Linked DNA regions of Homo sapiens: region 2 is linked to region 1. A link is a loop called in an ENCODE intact Hi-C map of the cell type or tissue named here. Cell type or tissue: heart right ventricle. All regions are shown on one strand. Region 1 holds the start of LOC105372824 (a long non-coding RNA gene). Region 2 overlaps RRP1B (ribosomal RNA processing 1B).

Evidence for each region. A loop is a pair of places that touch in the nucleus more often than their neighbours do. Peaks named below come from ENCODE experiments on the same cell type or tissue, not always from the same donor. Only the 100,000 strongest peaks of a DNase experiment are listed, where the experiment ranks them.
Region 2: a loop joins it to region 1, with 2.8 times the contacts of the local background. A loop is called at or near these places in 12 of 110 quality-filtered maps.

Annotation. Positions count from the first base shown.
Region 1 is chr21:43,736,301-43,744,300 of GRCh38, forward strand. It overlaps PDXK (pyridoxal kinase), which reads left to right. Exons shown (of 11, transcript NM_003681.5): 3 at 5,367-5,471; 4 at 7,424-7,507. It overlaps LOC105372824 (a long non-coding RNA gene), which reads left to right and starts at 700. Exons shown (of 1, transcript XR_005647074.1): 1 at 700-1,797. RefSeq lists enhancers at 892-1,391, 3,323-4,061, 4,062-4,800. In heart right ventricle, no CTCF peak of the experiment used is centred here; a DNase peak (open chromatin) is centred at 4,683; H3K27ac peaks cover 603 bases.
Region 2 is chr21:43,681,133-43,689,132 of GRCh38, forward strand. It overlaps RRP1B (ribosomal RNA processing 1B), which reads left to right. Exons shown (of 16, transcript NM_015056.3): 9 at 2,147-2,241; 10 at 3,421-3,518; 11 at 4,638-4,657; 12 at 5,672-5,803; 13 at 6,384-7,108. Among named protein-coding and RNA genes, the nearest start is that of RRP1B, 26 kb to the left of the region's middle. RefSeq lists a silencer at 6,984-7,113. In heart right ventricle, no CTCF peak of the experiment used is centred here; no DNase peak of the experiment used is centred here; H3K27ac peaks cover 1,813 bases.

The sequences.
Region 1 (8,000 bases):
CAGGGCTGCGCTCCCCGGGCTGTCTCAGGGGCCACGTTGTCATGTTCCTCCTGCTGCGTGGCCCATCGTGCGTGCCCAGGACCAGCTCACGCCCTGTGTGACCGGCCACGTGAGCCCAGCCACAAGCAGCCGTGCGGACACTCGGGCCGTTTCCACTTTTTGGCTGTTGGGGTCATGCTGCCATGAACGTTTGTCTCAGTTCTCCAGTGAGCACCTAGGAGTTGAAGGTGGGGTTGCACAGGCTGCGCCTGATTTGGCAGGGAGCTGGGATGATGCTGCCAGGGAGCTCATTCGCGACTCTGCCCAGGGTTTTCCTTTTCCTTTTTCTGTTTTTTTTTTTTTTTTTTTGTGAGACAAGGTCTCCCTCTGTCATTCAGGCTGGAGTGCAGTCCTGCGGTCATGACTCACTGCAGCCTTGACTTCCTGAGCTCAAGAGATCCTCCCACCTCACCCTCTTAAGTGGCTGGGTCTACAGGTGTGCACCACCACACCGAGCTAATTTTGCTATTTTTCATAGAGACGGAGTCTCACTATGTTGCCCAAGGTGGTCTTGAACTCCTTGGGCTCAAGCGATCCTGCCCCCTCAGCCTCCCAAAGTGCTGGGATTACAGGTGTGAGACTCCACGCCCAGTCTTTTCTTTTTTCTTTTTTAGAGACAAGGTCGGTCTCTGTCGCCCAGGCTGGCGTGAAGTGGCGCAACCAGCTCACTGCAGCCTTGACCTCCTGGGCTGAAGCAATCTTTCTGCCTCCACCTCCCGAGTGGCTGGGACTATAGTTGTGCACCAGCACGCCCACCTCCTGCCCAGGGTTGTTACTGGGGTGGTCACGTGGGCAGCTTCTGCCTGGGATGGGCCACAAAGCCAGACTCCCGGCAGGGACACGGGTGTTCCACACAAGCTGCGTTGTTGGTTCCCTGACGCCCTTCAGGCTGGGGGGTGGGAAAGCCGATCCCCCAAGTGCCTGCAGAGCCCACCTGGCGCAGGCCTCGCCGCCTCGAGGCTGCTGCTCGCACTTCTGCCCCTTCCCCCGGCCAGGCCCCCGTTCCTTGAGGCCGTACCACAAGGTGCGTTCATTTTTCCACACCGTGAGCTGGGCTTGGCAGAGCCTCCACCTTGTGGCCAGTATTCCCAGTGGCCCCTTTGAGAGGATTTCCTGGAGCTCCCTGTCTGAGCTTCCCGGACTGAGGGCACTGGGAAGGAGCCTGCGGAGCTGGAGGTCAGCGGGTGGACGGGTTGCGCTGTCCTGGCTTTCGGAGTGTAGAGCCAGAGGGGATGGGACAGGTGCCCTGCTGCTGGGCTTGGTGGTCCCTGCTGCAGGGAAGGGGCAGCTGGTGTGAACACAAGGAGCTGCGGGGCTGGAGAAGGCCAGGGCCAGGAGCCTGCCGACGGACACCAGCGAGGGGCCAGGCCGGGCCAGGAGCCTGCCGACGGACACCAGCGAGGGGCCAGGCCGGGCCAGACTCCCTGGCCGGCTGGGATCTGACAGGAGTGCCAGGCTCCTTGGGCCGCCCGAGGAACCGCTTGTTTGCCTGTGCTTTTTCATCTGTAAATGGAATGAGTTGGACACAAGATCCAAGCGCCCTCCCCTGTTGGAGAAGGTTCTTGTGGGCTCTGGGCCCATCCCACATCCCACAGTGGGCAGGAGGCCACCAAGAGGTGCAAGACCATGCCCTCTGTTTCGATAGGAAGCTGGGCCTCAGAGGGGCCTGGGGCCTGTGTCTGAGACCCGGCCAAGTGCTGGACGTCTCCCCTTCCTCATGGCTGTTATGGCTGAATTACGTCCCCCCAAATTCTCATGTTGCAGCCTTAACCCCAGCACCTCAGTGTGGGACTGGGTTTGGAGATGGAGCCCCTACAGAGGTCAGCAGGTTAAAAGAGGCCATCAGGGCTCTGGGTGGGCCCTGATCCAAGCTGCTTGGTGTCCTTGTAAGAAGAAGAGATGAGGACACAGACACACACAGAGGGACAGCCCCATGAGGAAACAGGGAGGCAATGCCGTCTGCAAGCCCAGGGCAGAGGCCTCAGGAACCAGCCCTGGTGACACCTGGACCTTGGACCCCCGTGCCCAGGACAGTAGGAGAATTGGAGCCGCCTGGCTGCAGTCCTTCCCGATGGCACCCTGTATTAGTCCGTTCTCACACTGCTAATTGTTGGGAAAAGGGCTTGTGGAATGCCTGTATAAACTGGCCATGAAAATATGGGACAATAAGTTGTGGAAAGCCACAAGAGGCCTCTGAGGAGGAAAGCCTCCTAATTGCCATCATGTTCGCATGCTCAGGGCGAGACCTGCTGTCTTATCTGTAAACACCGTGTTCAAGGAGAAAGACATTCCTTCGAAGCACTGGACTGTGGACAGACACACGAGCTCCTGGTTAAGCCCGCTCCCACCAGCTCCTGTCCGATAAGTTAAAGATACGCTGTTTGAGCACAAAGGAGATTCATTGAAACCGCTATTGCTGTAGATTACGCCTGTGACGCACTGCCTCCCTTTCACTGTTTCGCCCTGAATATCTGCTTCTCAGATCTAAGTGACTGTACTCAATAAATAGCGTGGAGACCAGAGCTCAGTGCCTTTTGCAGCCTCCATTTTGCCACTGGCCCCCTGGCTCCTACCTTTATGAACTCTTTTCTTTTTCTTTTTTTTTTTTTTTGGAGACGGAGTCTCACTCTGTTGCCCAGGCTGGAGTGCAGTGGCGCGATCTCCACTCACTGCAAGCTCCACCCCCTGGGTTCATGCCATTCTCCTGCCTTAGCCTCCCAAGTAGCTGGGACTACAGGCACCCGCAACCACGCCCGGCTAATTTTTTTGTATTTTTAGTAGGGACGGGGTTTCACAGTGTTCACCAGGTTGGTCTCGATCTCCTGACCTCACACACCACGCCCAGCTAATTTTTGTATTTTTTAGTAGAGATGAGGTTTTGCCACGTTGGCCAGGCTGGTCTCGAACTCCCGACCTCAGGTGATCTGCCTGCCTGAGCCTCCCAAACTGCTGGGATTACAGGCGTGAGCCACCGCACCCGGCCCCACCTTTATGAACTCTTAACCTGTCTCTTCTCATTCCTTTGTCACTACCGGACGTTGGATACACCATGGGTGGTGTTGAGGCTGGTCCCCAACACTAATAAAGACATACCTGAGACTGGGTCATTTGTAAAGGAAAAAGGTTTAATGGACTCACAGTTCAGCAGAGCTGGGGAGGCCTCAGGAAACTTACAGTTATGGCAGAAGGGGAAACAAACACCTCCTTCACATTGGCGGCAGGAAGGAGAAGTGCAGACTGAGGGGCCCAGGGTTTTAAAAGCCCCTTGAAACCATCAGCTTTTGTGAGAACTCAGTCACTATCATGAGAACAAGATGGGGGAACCACCCCCATGATTGAATGACCTCCTGCCAGGTCCCTCCCACAACATGTAGGGATTATGGGAACTGCAATTCAAGATGAGATTTGGGTGGGGACACAGCCAGGCCATGTCACCTCCCCAGGAAAGGAGCACATGTGCAGCAGTGGTGAGTCCCACCCTGCCTGGAAAGATATCAAAATCCGAGGGCAGAAAGGACCAGGAGGGACCATTGCTCACCTCCCTCCTCCTACCCCTTACCCCAAACCCCGCCCCAGCCTGGCAGAAGCCTCCTCAGGACACACCCTCCACCGGAGGGGCAGGCTGCTGTGTGAGGCACTGACCTCGCCCGCAGTGGATACCACCTGCCCCTCCTGACCCCAGTGACTGTTAACCCAGAGTCCATCAGGGGCTTGGTCTCTGGCAGACCCACCCCTCAGTGCGTACACTCTGGTGTCCCGGGCAGAGTACAGGGCAGGCGCCCCCAGGTGCACCCCCCAGATGCCGCACTGTGCCTGGAGCGTGGCTCCTGATGGCAGTCTCAGGACCTTTGCGCCACACGTCCTCCCGTGCGACGGCTGCTGGGGAAAGCCAAAGGCGTCCCTTCCAGCGGGAGCCAGCGACTGGTACGCAGGAGGGCCCTCAGGGGCAGGAGCCATGGAGCCCTCCTCTGGTGTGGGAATTCAGGGGATCTTAGCCACAGGGCATGGCGCGTGGGCGCAGAGCCGGCCGTGACCCACAAGTGCGTGATACTTGTACTTTGCTATTCTAGGAACCCATACATCAGTTTTCCTTATTTGCTGAAAAAGGCATGCATTAGAGGGGTGATTCATGTGGGAGGAGGCCGGGAGCCCCTCGATGTGAGGCGTTTCTCATGGGCGAATGTGGGGTATCCATGGTGGACCCCCACCCTGTGTGGATGGCTGCCCCCTGAGCAGTGCTTTGAGCTGGAGCTGTGGTCAGGTTCCGCAGTGCAGGAAGGGCTCCCAGGAGGCTGGTGGTCCCGCCTGCAGGAAGCCGACGCGTCTGTCCTCACACATTGATATGCCTGTCTGCCTGGGACGGACACTTCACCCTGGCTACCCATCGGGCCAAGGGCAGGTTGTATACACCTGGGCTGAGGCCTCTTTCTCATTCACATCTATCTCTTGCTCAGGAGTTGATCTAAGACAGGCTCTAATTGCACCTTAATAAGCTTGTTGGGGAGGAGTTGGGGGTGGGGACATAACAAGCCCTACCTGCCAGGGTATCCGGGTGACAGTGGCCGGTGGCCGAGCACCCCGGCCTGAATAGCTGGGGACTAATGCAGGAGACGCTGGGAAACAAGAGACTGTGACGTTGTGCGGAGGGAGTAGCCAGGGGCCTTCCGGACAGCAATGGGGGAGCAACGCAGCCGTGAGCTGGTGTGTCTCTCCCCACGCTCCTCCTGTACCTGGGACGCAGCTCCCGCAGGAACTGGCAGTGGGAGTGTGGGGGCCACGGAGGTCGTAGTAACCATCCCTGACAGTGCAGGGGCGGGGGGCTCGCGGGGGGGCTCGCGGGGGGCTCGCGGGGGGGCTCGCGGGGGGGCTCGCGGGGGGCTCGCGGGGGGCTCGCGGGGGGGCTCGCGGGGGGCTCGCGGGGGGCTCGCGGGGGGGCTCGCGGGGGGGCTCGCGGGGGGGCTCGCGGGGGGCTCGCGGGGGGGCTCGCGGGGGGCTCGCGGGGGGGCTCGCGGGGGGGCTCGCGGGGGGCTGGCGGGGGGCTGGCGGGGGGCTCGCGGGGGGGCTCGCGGGGGGGCTCGCGGGGGGGCTCGCGGGGGGCTCGCGGGGGGGCTCGCGGGGGGCTCGCGGGGGGCTCGAGGCGTCCCATGTGGGCAGCCGTTGGGACCTGCCAAGCACTGCGCCTAGTGATCTCCTTCGGGTTTGAGCCAGTCCATGGGGAGGAGCCGTCCACCAGGCAGCCTCAGGGAGAGTGGGCGGGTGTCAAGGGAAGCCCACGGCCCCAGCTGGCCCCCTTGTGTCTGAGCCCCCATGGCTTCCTCTGCCTCTAGGCTATGCCCACTGGAAGGGCCAAGTGCTGAATTCAGATGAGCTCCAGGAGTTGTACGAAGGCCTGAGGCTGAACAACATGAATAAATATGACTACGTGCTCACAGGTAGGTGCCGGAGCAAGCTGCCGCAGGGGACTACGCACCCCACTCCAGCCAGGGTGGGCTCAGGGAGGTCCAGAGCACCCCCGCCCTGGGCCTGTCTCGGGTCCCTGCCCCTTCAAGGAGGGCCTTGGCGTGCCCAAGCCACCATCACACCCCCGGTAGCCTGGGGGGTCCTGGCCACACTATGCCTGCCGGGACAATGACTGCCCAGGCTGTGCCAAGTCACCCCCACTCCTGTGACCACACTGGGGTTCCAGTGCCCAGGGGAGGGTGCAGGCAGGGTGTTGGGAACGCTGACCGGGGCAGGACAGGTGGGTGGGACACTCAATTAGGTGACGGGCTGCTACCTGGTACACTGCCATCCTTTGTCAACTTTCTGGTTAAAAAAAAATTGTATTTGTATACATGTTTATTATTATTATTATTTTTGAGACAGGGTCTCACTCTGTGGCCCAGGCTGTAGTGCAATGGCACAATCATAGCTCACTGCAGCCTCAACCTCCCAGGCTCAGGTGATCCTCCTGCCTCAACATCCCAAGTAGCTGGGAGTAAAGGCGTGCACCACCATGCCCAGCTAACTTTTTGTGGGTGTGTGTGGAGACAGGGTTTTGCCATGTTGCCCAGGCTGGTCTTGAACTCCTAGGCTCAAGCCAGCCACCCACCCTAGCCTCCCAAAGTGCTGGGATTACAGGCGTGAGCCACTGCAGCCAGCCTGGTTTCTACACTTTTAAATGGTTAGGGGAAACACTTAGCCTCCCAAAGTGTTAGAATTACAGGCGTGAGCCACTGCGCCCAGCCTCTCTACATGTCTAAAGGTCACATATAAGGCCAGGCACAGGGGCTCGAACCTGTAATCCCAGCACTTTGGGAAGACTAGGAGGGAGGCTCGCTTGAGACCAGGAGTTCAAAACCAGCCTGAGCGGCATAGTGAGACCTTGTCTCTACAAAAAAATTTTTAAAAATTAATTAGCTGGGCACAGTCCCAGCTACTCGGGAAGCTCAGGTGGGAGGATGGCTTGAGCCTGGGAGTTCAAGGCTGCAGTGAGCTATGGTTGAACCACTGCACTCTGGACTAGGGGACAGAATGAGACCCTGTCTCAAAATAAATAAGATTAAAGTGTCATATGCTTATTACTGAAAGTAGAAATATAAATAAAGGAAAGATCACTCCTTCACCTCTCGCCCGTGGGTTCATTCCTGTGAAGCACAGCGTTTCTGTTGAGAAATGCTGCCGGGTCTGCCCTCCGTGTCTTTCAACTGTGAGGACACCTCGTTTGCACCCACCTCCCTCCCCCCAGCTCCTGAGCACTGTGGGGACACCTCACCTGCACCCACCTCCCTCCCCCCGCTCTGAGCACTATGGGGACACCTCGCCTGCACCCACCTCCCTCCCCCCAGCTCCTGAGCACTATGGGGACACCTCGCCTGCATCCACCTCCCTCCCCCCGCCCCCAGCACTGTGGGGACACCTCGCCTGCACCCACCTCCCTCCCCCCAGCTCCCGAGCACTGTGGGGACACCTCGCCTGCACCCACCTCCTTCCCCCCAGCTCCCGAGCACTGTGGGGACACCTCGCCTGCACCCACCTCCTTCCCCCCAGCTCCCGAGCACTGTGGGGACACCCCGCCTGCACCCACCTCCCTCTCCCCCGCCCCCAGCACTGTGGGGACACCTCGCCTGCACCCACCTCCCTCCCCCCAGCCCCCGAGCACTGTGGGGACACCTCACTTGCACCCACCTCCCTCCCCCCAGCCCCTGAGCACTGTGGGGACACCTCGCCTGCACCCACCTCCCTCCCCCCTGCCCCTGAGCACTGTGGGGACACCTCGCCTGCACCCACCTCCCTCCCCAGCCACCCCTCTGCAGGGTCTGCTGGTGCTTCTCTTTCTTTGTGCCACAGTTGATCGTGGTGAGTCTCCTGTTTTCTGAGGGTGACCTGGATTCTCCCCCTAAAGGTTATACGAGGGACAAGTCGTTCCTGGCCATGGTGGTGGACATTGTGCAGGAGCTGAAGCAGCAGAACCCCAGGCTGGTGTACGGTAGGCAGGGGCCCACCCTCGGGTCTGGCTGTGTGGCCCCACACGGGTGGGGCTGGCCTGGGAGCCCGGGAAGGGACGTCTTAGCCTCCTTCCTCCTCTGCACGCCTCCGTGCCCCGCCTCTCCGGGCCAGTGAATTGTGTCTGCTGGGCCTCTGAAGATGTTGGCCTGCTGAAGTCCGCTGGGCTAGAAGCGTTTGCAGGTGACCCTGGTGTCTTGTGTGGCTGGTGTGAGACAGGAAGGGGTGTCAGTGTGCTCGTATAGTGGGGCTGCTGTGTGAATGCCTGGGGCCCAGGCAGCACTGTTGTGTGACTACACTCACCCTAAAGGCGGAAGGGGCAAGGGGCCACACCCAGGCAGGGCCAGGCTAGGGAGTGGGGGAGGGCAGGGTCATACCCAGGCAGGGCCAGGCTAGGGAGTGGGGGGAGGGAGGGTCACACCCAGGCTGGGCCCGCTAGGGAGTGGCCAAGTCTTTGGGGCATCTGCCTTGATCGG
Region 2 (8,000 bases), 55 kb before region 1:
TGGGAGGCTGAGGTGGGAGAGAATCACTTGAACCCAGGAGGTGGAGGCTGAAGTGAGCCAAGATCGTGCCACTGCACTCCAGCCTGGGCAACCAAGCAAAACACTGTCTCAAAAAATAAATAAATAAACAGATAGATAGATAGATAGATAGATAGATAGATAGATAGATAGAATCAAGAACCTTTTTTTTCTTTTTAATTTTTAGACCTGGTGGACGGGAAGTAATTTTTTTTTTTTTTTGAGATGGAGTTTCGCTCTTGTCGCCCAGGCTGGAGTGCAATGGCGCAATCTCAGCTCACTGCAACCTCTGCCTCCCGGGTTCAAGCAATTCTCCTGCCTCAGCCTCCCAAGTAGCTGGGATTACAGGCATGCACCACCATGCTTAGCAAAATTTGTATCTATCTTTTGGTCAGGCTGGTCTCGAACTCCCGACCTCAGTTGATCCGCCCGCCTGGGCCTCCCAAAGTCTTGGAATTACAGACAGGCGTGAGCCACCATGCCCGGCCAAGAATCTTTAAAAGAAAGAAAAAATACTCTGGCCAGGCACGGTGGCTCACACCTGTAATCCCATCACTTTGGGAGCCTGAGGTGGGAGGATCACTTGAGCCTAGGAGTTGGAGACCAGCTTGGGCAACATAACAAGACCTTGACTTTACAAAAATTTTAAAATTAGCCAAGCGTGATGGCACATGCCTGTGGTCTCAGCTACTCAGGAGGCTGAGCTGGGAGAATCAGTTGAACCTGGGAGGGTGAGGCTGCCGTGAATCATGATCGTGTCACTGCACTGCGTCCTGGGCAACAGAGCTACCAGCGACCCTGTCTCAAAAAAGAAAGAATAAAAGAAATAGTCTAGTCTAGGTGTGGAGACTCATGCCTATAATCCTAGTACTTTGGAAGGCCAAGATGGGAAGATCACTTGAGCCCAGGAGTTTGAGACCAGCTTGGGCAACATAATGAGACCCCCATCTCTAAAACAAAACGAAAAAAAGAAATAGTCTGATTTTAAATTTGGTGTAGATAACAGAGTTGACTAAGGACCTGGAGCAAATTTTATGTGGTCATGGGAGTAGTCTCTGGGTCCCTCCGCTCCCCACATTTCTGTCGCCTAACCTGGACACAGACTCTCTTCCAAGTGCAGTTCCGGACGTTCCCTCCCAGTTGCGTTCATGAAACGTGTGCTGCGCCTGCCCCATCCTCCCCAGGCCTTGCCCTGATGTCGCACCACTAATAAGCTTAGAGGGTTCCAGAAACAGTACACGTTTAAAATAATTTTGAGTTCTCCTGAGTCTGTTTAATCTGCTTCTTCATAGGCTGTAACACTCTGAATTTTTTAAGTGCTAAAAGTTGCATTAATATTGACTTGTGCTTCCTGAAGCATGCTCGTGAAAAGTGACTGTACTGCTGTGACAGGTTCTCACCAAGGTCCTAAACTGACCTGAGACTAGGGCCGGATTCCTGCGTCCATGCTCCTACCCCTGGTGGTCCAGGGCGATGCCGTGTCCCATCCGCTTGCCTGCGTCCCTGGACAGGAGCTTCCCATGCACCGCAGCCTTCGTCCTAACGGGACCACGTGTGGGGGAGGAAATCATCGAAGGCAGCAGGGAATTGGGGTTTTATGGGTACAAAAGGCAAAACATGTGCTTTTTCCCAGACTTACCTTCATTCCCATAGCCTGAACAATCAAAATGTCCTGGGAAATTATAAATGGCTTTGCAGAGTTTTTCTCCTTAAATAAATTTTCTTTCATTTTTTCTTTTTTTGAGACGGAGTCTCGTTGTCGCCCGGGCTGGAGTGCAGTGGCATGATCTTGGCTCACTGCAACCTCTGCCTCCTGGGTTCAAGCGATTCTCATGCCTCAGCCTCCCAAGTAGCTGGGATTACAGGCACCCGCAACCACGCCCAGCTAATTTTTGTATTTTTAGTGGAGACGGGGTTTCGCCATGTTGCCCAGGCTGATCTAGAATTCCTGGCCTCAAGTGATCCACCCACCTCAGCCTCCCAAAGTGCTAGAATTACAGGCGTGAGCCACCGTGCCCAACCTTCTTTTTTGCTAAGAGACACCTAATTAGACAGTGGCTCCTGTGGAAGTAGTCACTTCTGTGTATTTGATATGTCAATAATTTGGTCTTTGGGTATATTTTGACAGCACTGGGCAAAAACCATTCCAGAAAAGATGGACTCAGTGATGAAAGAGGAAGAGATGACTGTGGAACCTTTGAGGACACAGGGCCCCTTCTCCAGGTGGGTAGCAGTTGTTGCTTTTTATAGAATATAGATTTGCTGTGGAGTAGCCTGACTAGAGAATTAGGGTCACAGCTAGTTAAGCTATAAGGCCTGAAGCGTAAACTCCTTTTTAATCCCTTCAGTCACTAAATGTCACCTTCTGAAGAATAACCTTATTGGAGACAAGGAAATGTAAATATGATGGAGTTTTGAAAGAGATAGTAGCACTTATTTTGAATGGCTAAGCTCTCCTCTGTTCTCTACCACAGAGCCAGCTCTAGTGGCACTTTTCAAATAAAAAAAAGTTTGCCAAGTACAGATTGCAAATCTAGATTAAATTTAAAATTTAATTACAAGCTCACGCCTGTAATCCCAGCACTTTGGGAGGCCCAGGCGGGCAGATCACCTGAGGTCAAGAGTTCGAGACCAGCCTGGCCAACACAGTGAAACCCGTCTCTACTAAAAATACAAAAATTAGCCCGACACCGTGGCGCACGCCTGTAATCCCAGCTACTCGGGAGGCTGAGGCAGGAAAATCATTTGAACCCGGGAGGTGGAGGTTGCAGTGAACTGAGATCATGCCACTGCACTCCAGCCTGGGTGACAGACTCTGGCTCAAAAAAAAAAAAAAAAAAGCACACCCAGGTAAATTTTGTTGTGGGTACTCTATCACAATTTTTTTTTTTTAAGAATTGCTTACCCAGCTTTTCCCAAGAATAATTTTTTTTTTTTTTGAGACAGAGTCGCACTCTGTCTCCCAGGCTGGAGTGCGGTGGCTCGATCTCGGCTCACTGCAAGCTCTGCCTCCTGAGTTCACGCCATTCTCCTGCCTCAGCCTCCCGAGTAGCTGGGACTACAGGCGCCCGCCATCACGCCCGGCTAATATTTTGTATTTTTAGTAGAGACGGGGTTTTGCCGTGTTAGCCAGGATGGTCTCGATGTCCTGACCTTGTGATCCACCCGCCTCAGCCTCCCAAAGTGCTGGGATTACAGGCATGAGCCACCGCGCCCGGCCTGAACATGCATTTTTCAAAGGTAGTGCTTGTGCTCCTGGTTGCCAAGTCCCAGCACAAGCTTGTTTAGCCTATCTGTTGCCAAATGCTTCAGTAAGGGTTTCTCTTACTAGCAGATGTAAATGGCCAAGTCAGGCAGTGTTGTTTGGCTGCAGACTTATGTTTAGTTTCTCTTCCTGCCTAGTTTGACTATAAGGCTGTTGCTGATCGACTCCTGGAAATGACCAGCAGGAAGAACACGCCCCACTTCAACAGGAAGCGCCTCTCCAAACTCATCAAGAAGTCAGTAACTGGGGAGAGGGTTCTGACATCATCATTCCTTTAGTTCTCATCTCCTGGTGTGGGACAAGCCATCTGCATGCTTATCTTTTTTCTTTCTTCTTTTTTTGTCCTTTAATGCTTTTGTGTATAGCAATGTAATAGACACATGTAAACTGAAAAGCTTAATGGAAACAGCAGTCCCACCCCTCAGGTTCCATTCTTCCAGTGCAGCCATACTCATCTCTTAGCTGCTTTAGAATGATGTGAAGTCTATTCATGTCTAAAATGAACCAACCAGAAACTGATGTGAATCTGCTATTTAGGTGTCTTCTGCTGGTGTGCTGCTGAGATAGATAGGGTTAATTCTTTACCTCTCCCCTCCCTCCCATATGGCTATGCCAAAAGTGTTAGTTAATTCAGCTGTCAGTGTTGATGTCACTCTGACCATAGTGACATGATGACCTGGAATTCATGGAGGGCCTCGTGTGGCTTGCTGTCATTGGTGACAACAACTGTCTGATCACACTCTAGGAGCCGGGCACTGCTCTGAGCACTTTGTATACATTCAAGTATTCCATGTTAAGCCCCCAGAAAGTAGCTCCTGTAGTTTTGCCCATTTCCCAGCTGGTTCTTAGGGCACAGGATGGTCCTAGCTTGCCTGAGGTCCCTGCCATCCAGTGTCTCCTCCCCCATGCACCTCCCCACACTGCGCTTCGATGCGTCTTGTTTGTTCTAATGCACAAAAATTGTGTGAAGCAAAACATGGCTTCGCCTTTCTCCACTGGAGAATTGAATATGAGAGAGATCTAAGCTATTTCTGCCTTCAGAAACAAAAATTGAATTTCTTAGTTTGATTTGGGTGTGCCAAGATGCATCTTTGGCCCGCCGTGTCCTTGCTGGTATTGATGGTAACCGAGGGCGGCACTGGCCTTGAGCTTTTTGGCTTTTGTATTGCACCACCCTTCCCTCACAGAATTTCCTGTCTAGCCTCCCCTCCTGGAGGAGAACGTGAATTAACAACTATTTAACTATGGCTTGTATTTTAAAAATCAAATACATATGTCTACAGAAGACAGAAGGGATTTCTTTATGAACATTTGTTATTTTTTTATTTTTTATTTTTTATTTTTTTATTTTTAGATTCCAAGACCTTTCTGAAGGTGAGGCGCGCCAAGAATCATCATTCATGGTGTTTTTCGTGAATATGGACCCCACTGGGGGCGTTGATGCCAAACGCTGAGAAACAAGATTGAAAGAACTTTACTGAAAACCTCTGATAAGAAATAATAGTCCCTAGCCCAGGCAAAATAGCAAGGCCACATCTCTACTAAAAATGAAAAAATTAGCCAGGCGTGGTGGCGTGATCCTGTAGTCCCAGTCACTTGGGAGTCTAAGAGGGGAGGATCGCTTGAGCCCAGGAGGTCCAGGATGCAGTAAGTTGTAATCACACCACTGCACTCCAGCCTGGGTGACACAACAAGACCCCAACTTTTAAGAAAGACAGACCAGCCCTTACCTAGTCATACCGCAGTACAGCGTGGGAAGTGATGCAAGCCTAGGGCTCCCTGCAGCCTGCCCACCTTCCTATCCTGGGCTCTCCCTAACCACCAAAGCAAGAGGGCAGACTGCTCTCATGTGTGGGTACTGCGATGTTTTGGTTTGGTTTTTATTATTTTAACTAGATGGATTTTCAATGGCCTAGGAAGGTTTTAATTGGATACTCTATGAAGGTAAAAAATGTAATTTCTCAGGATCCCTTTCATTTGCTCTTATGGTCAATGGTCCCCCCGGGAAAGGCTGATGCTGTAAGCTTTGTTACATTTGGACAAGTCAGTGAAGTTACCCCATACCCGTCATTCACTAGGGACACTTGGAATTGGGAAAGGCACCAGCAAGCTGGTTGGAATGCAGAGACTGCATTAGCCAAGCGTCCGGGGTCCAGCCATGGAGGGTGTCACCGAGGGCTTGTGATCCCTTGCCTTGCCTTGGTTGAGAAATCCACAAAGCTTTTTTAAGTCTGTAATTCCTGTGTCAGCAGCGCTCAGGTTTGGGTGGGAGAAACGGTGAGGAACGATGATGATGAGGCAGAAATTGGGAGGGGTGCTGCTCTTAGGCCCCTGGGGCAGAGTCTTGAGCGCCTGGGGAAGCTAACAGTGTGTCACTCTGGCATCTAGGAAGCAGTATATCTCAACTCAGTTTTGCGGAGGACATTTCTGCTGATGAAGATGACCAAATCCTCAGTCAAGGAAAGCATAAGAAGAAAGGAAATAAACTTTTAGAGAAAACTAACTTGGAAAAGGAGAAAGGTAAGCTGTAAAGCTAAAAAGAAGGGCACGACTCAGCCCTTGGGGAGCGGCATGCACCATGGAGGCCTCGGAGACTTGAGCTCGTGCCGTCATAAAGCATTAGCAGAGCCCAAAGCTTCAGTCTTTAATGGCTGAGAGGTAAAGGCGGTTTTCCAAGTGTTGTGCTGTTTTTGGTGGAGCCGCGTCCCCACCTCACCCCGCTCACGTCCGCCTGCTCTCCAGGGCACCTCTGCAGGGAAGCAGGAGCTGCAGGGAGCACTGGGGGGCGGCTGTTTGATGACCACTCGAGATCTATGGTTTTTACCCTTGAGCCCTAAAATTAGTGGAAATGGGACTATTTCAGTTCCATATGTGTTTATAAACGGACAGAAGGAAGGCTTCCAGTCACAGTTGGGGATGGAGGAAGTGGGACCAGACGACAAAGGTAGTGGGCGCACCAAGTACCTCAAGGGAGACAGGAACTTTCCTCGTGGTAGAATGTCAGGAAATTGCGTCCGCCAGTCATACTGTCTGAGAATCGCCAGCAGGACTCTGGCCCAGCTGGCACTGGGTGCTTGTTGATGGGTTTCTGTCTTTTTAGGAAGCAGAGTCTTTTGTGTAGAGGAAGAGGACAGTGAAAGCAGTCTTCAAAAGAGAAGAAGGAAGAAGAAGAAGAAGCACCACCTGCAGCCTGAAAATCCAGGCCCAGGGGGTGCAGCCCCATCCCTGGAACAGAACCGGGGCAGGGAGCCCGAGGCCTCTGGGCTGAAAGCCCTGAAGGCACGTGTGGCCGAGCCAGGTGCAGAGGCCACGTCCAGCACTGGGGAGGAGAGTGGCTCCGAGCATCCTCCAGCCGTCCCCATGCACAATAAAAGGAAACGGCCACGGAAGAAGAGCCCGAGGGCCCACAGGGAAATGTTGGAATCAGCAGTGTTGCCCCCAGAGGACATGTCTCAGAGTGGCCCGAGTGGCAGTCATCCTCAGGGACCTAGAGGGTCCCCGACAGGTGGAGCCCAACTCCTAAAAAGGAAGCGGAAACTTGGAGTTGTGCCCGTCAATGGCAGTGGCCTGTCCACGCCGGCCTGGCCTCCATTGCAGCAGGAAGGCCCTCCCACAGGCCCCGCAGAGGGGGCGAACAGCCACACCACGCTGCCCCAGCGCAGGAGGCTGCAGAAAAAGAAGGCAGGGCCCGGCAGCCTGGAGCTCTGTGGCCTGCCCAGCCAGAAAACAGCAAGTTTGAAAAAGAGGAAGAAAATGAGAGTGATGTCAAACTTGGTGGAGCACAACGGGGTGCTGGAGTCCGAAGCTGGGCAACCCCAGGCTCTGGTAAGGTGGGAGCACCCACAGGCCAGCTCGCCACAGAGGCACTCACTCGCGTCCATGGGGCTCCACTGCCTCCTGAGAGGAAGGGTGGGGGCTGGCGGCCAGGCCTCTGGACTCAGCAGCAGTTAGAATAGGGTGTGTTCATAACAGCCTTCACTAAGGAGGAAATCACAGGTGACCAGTACTTCGGTCCTCCTCATCGGCCACCTTCACTCCCTTAGGCCACATGCTTGGGTTCGGGAGGGCCCACTCCAAGCTGGGAAAGTTATCCCTTGGGCCAGGCACTCCTGCCCCAGGCGTGTTCAGGCCAGTCTAGGCCTCTGTCAAAGGCAGGTCTGGTTTTCTTCATCAGCGCATGGCCAGTCCAGGCCCCTTTGGCAAAAGAGGAAGCCCAAAATTCTCTTGCTTCACTCACCTTCTTTTCTATATTCTTTTCTTTTCTTAGCTTCCCCCCTACCCCCCAGCTCAAGAAACTTCACTAGCAGGACCACTTATCTTCTTAATGGAAAGACTTTCCTTCCACTTTGATTTCTAGAGCCAGATATAAATGAGGAACCAAGCTGTTGATCTGGTCTTGGGTCTGGCTGTGTCACCCAGGCTGGAGTGCGGTGGCACAATCTCGGCTCACTGCAACCTCCACCTCCCAGGTTCAAGCGATTCTTCTGCCTCTGCCTCCCAAGTAGCTGGAATTACAGATACACATCACCATGCCCAGCTAATTTTTGTTATTTTTGTAGAGACAGAGTTTTGCCTTGTTGCCCAGGCTGGGCTCAAGCAGTCCACCTGCCTCGGCCTCCCAAAGTGCGGGATTACAGGCGAGAGCCCCCGCGCCTGGCCCTGATCCGCTTTTCACACCACCTCTGGGCGCCCTGGGCTTCCAGGCCAGGGCCGGCAA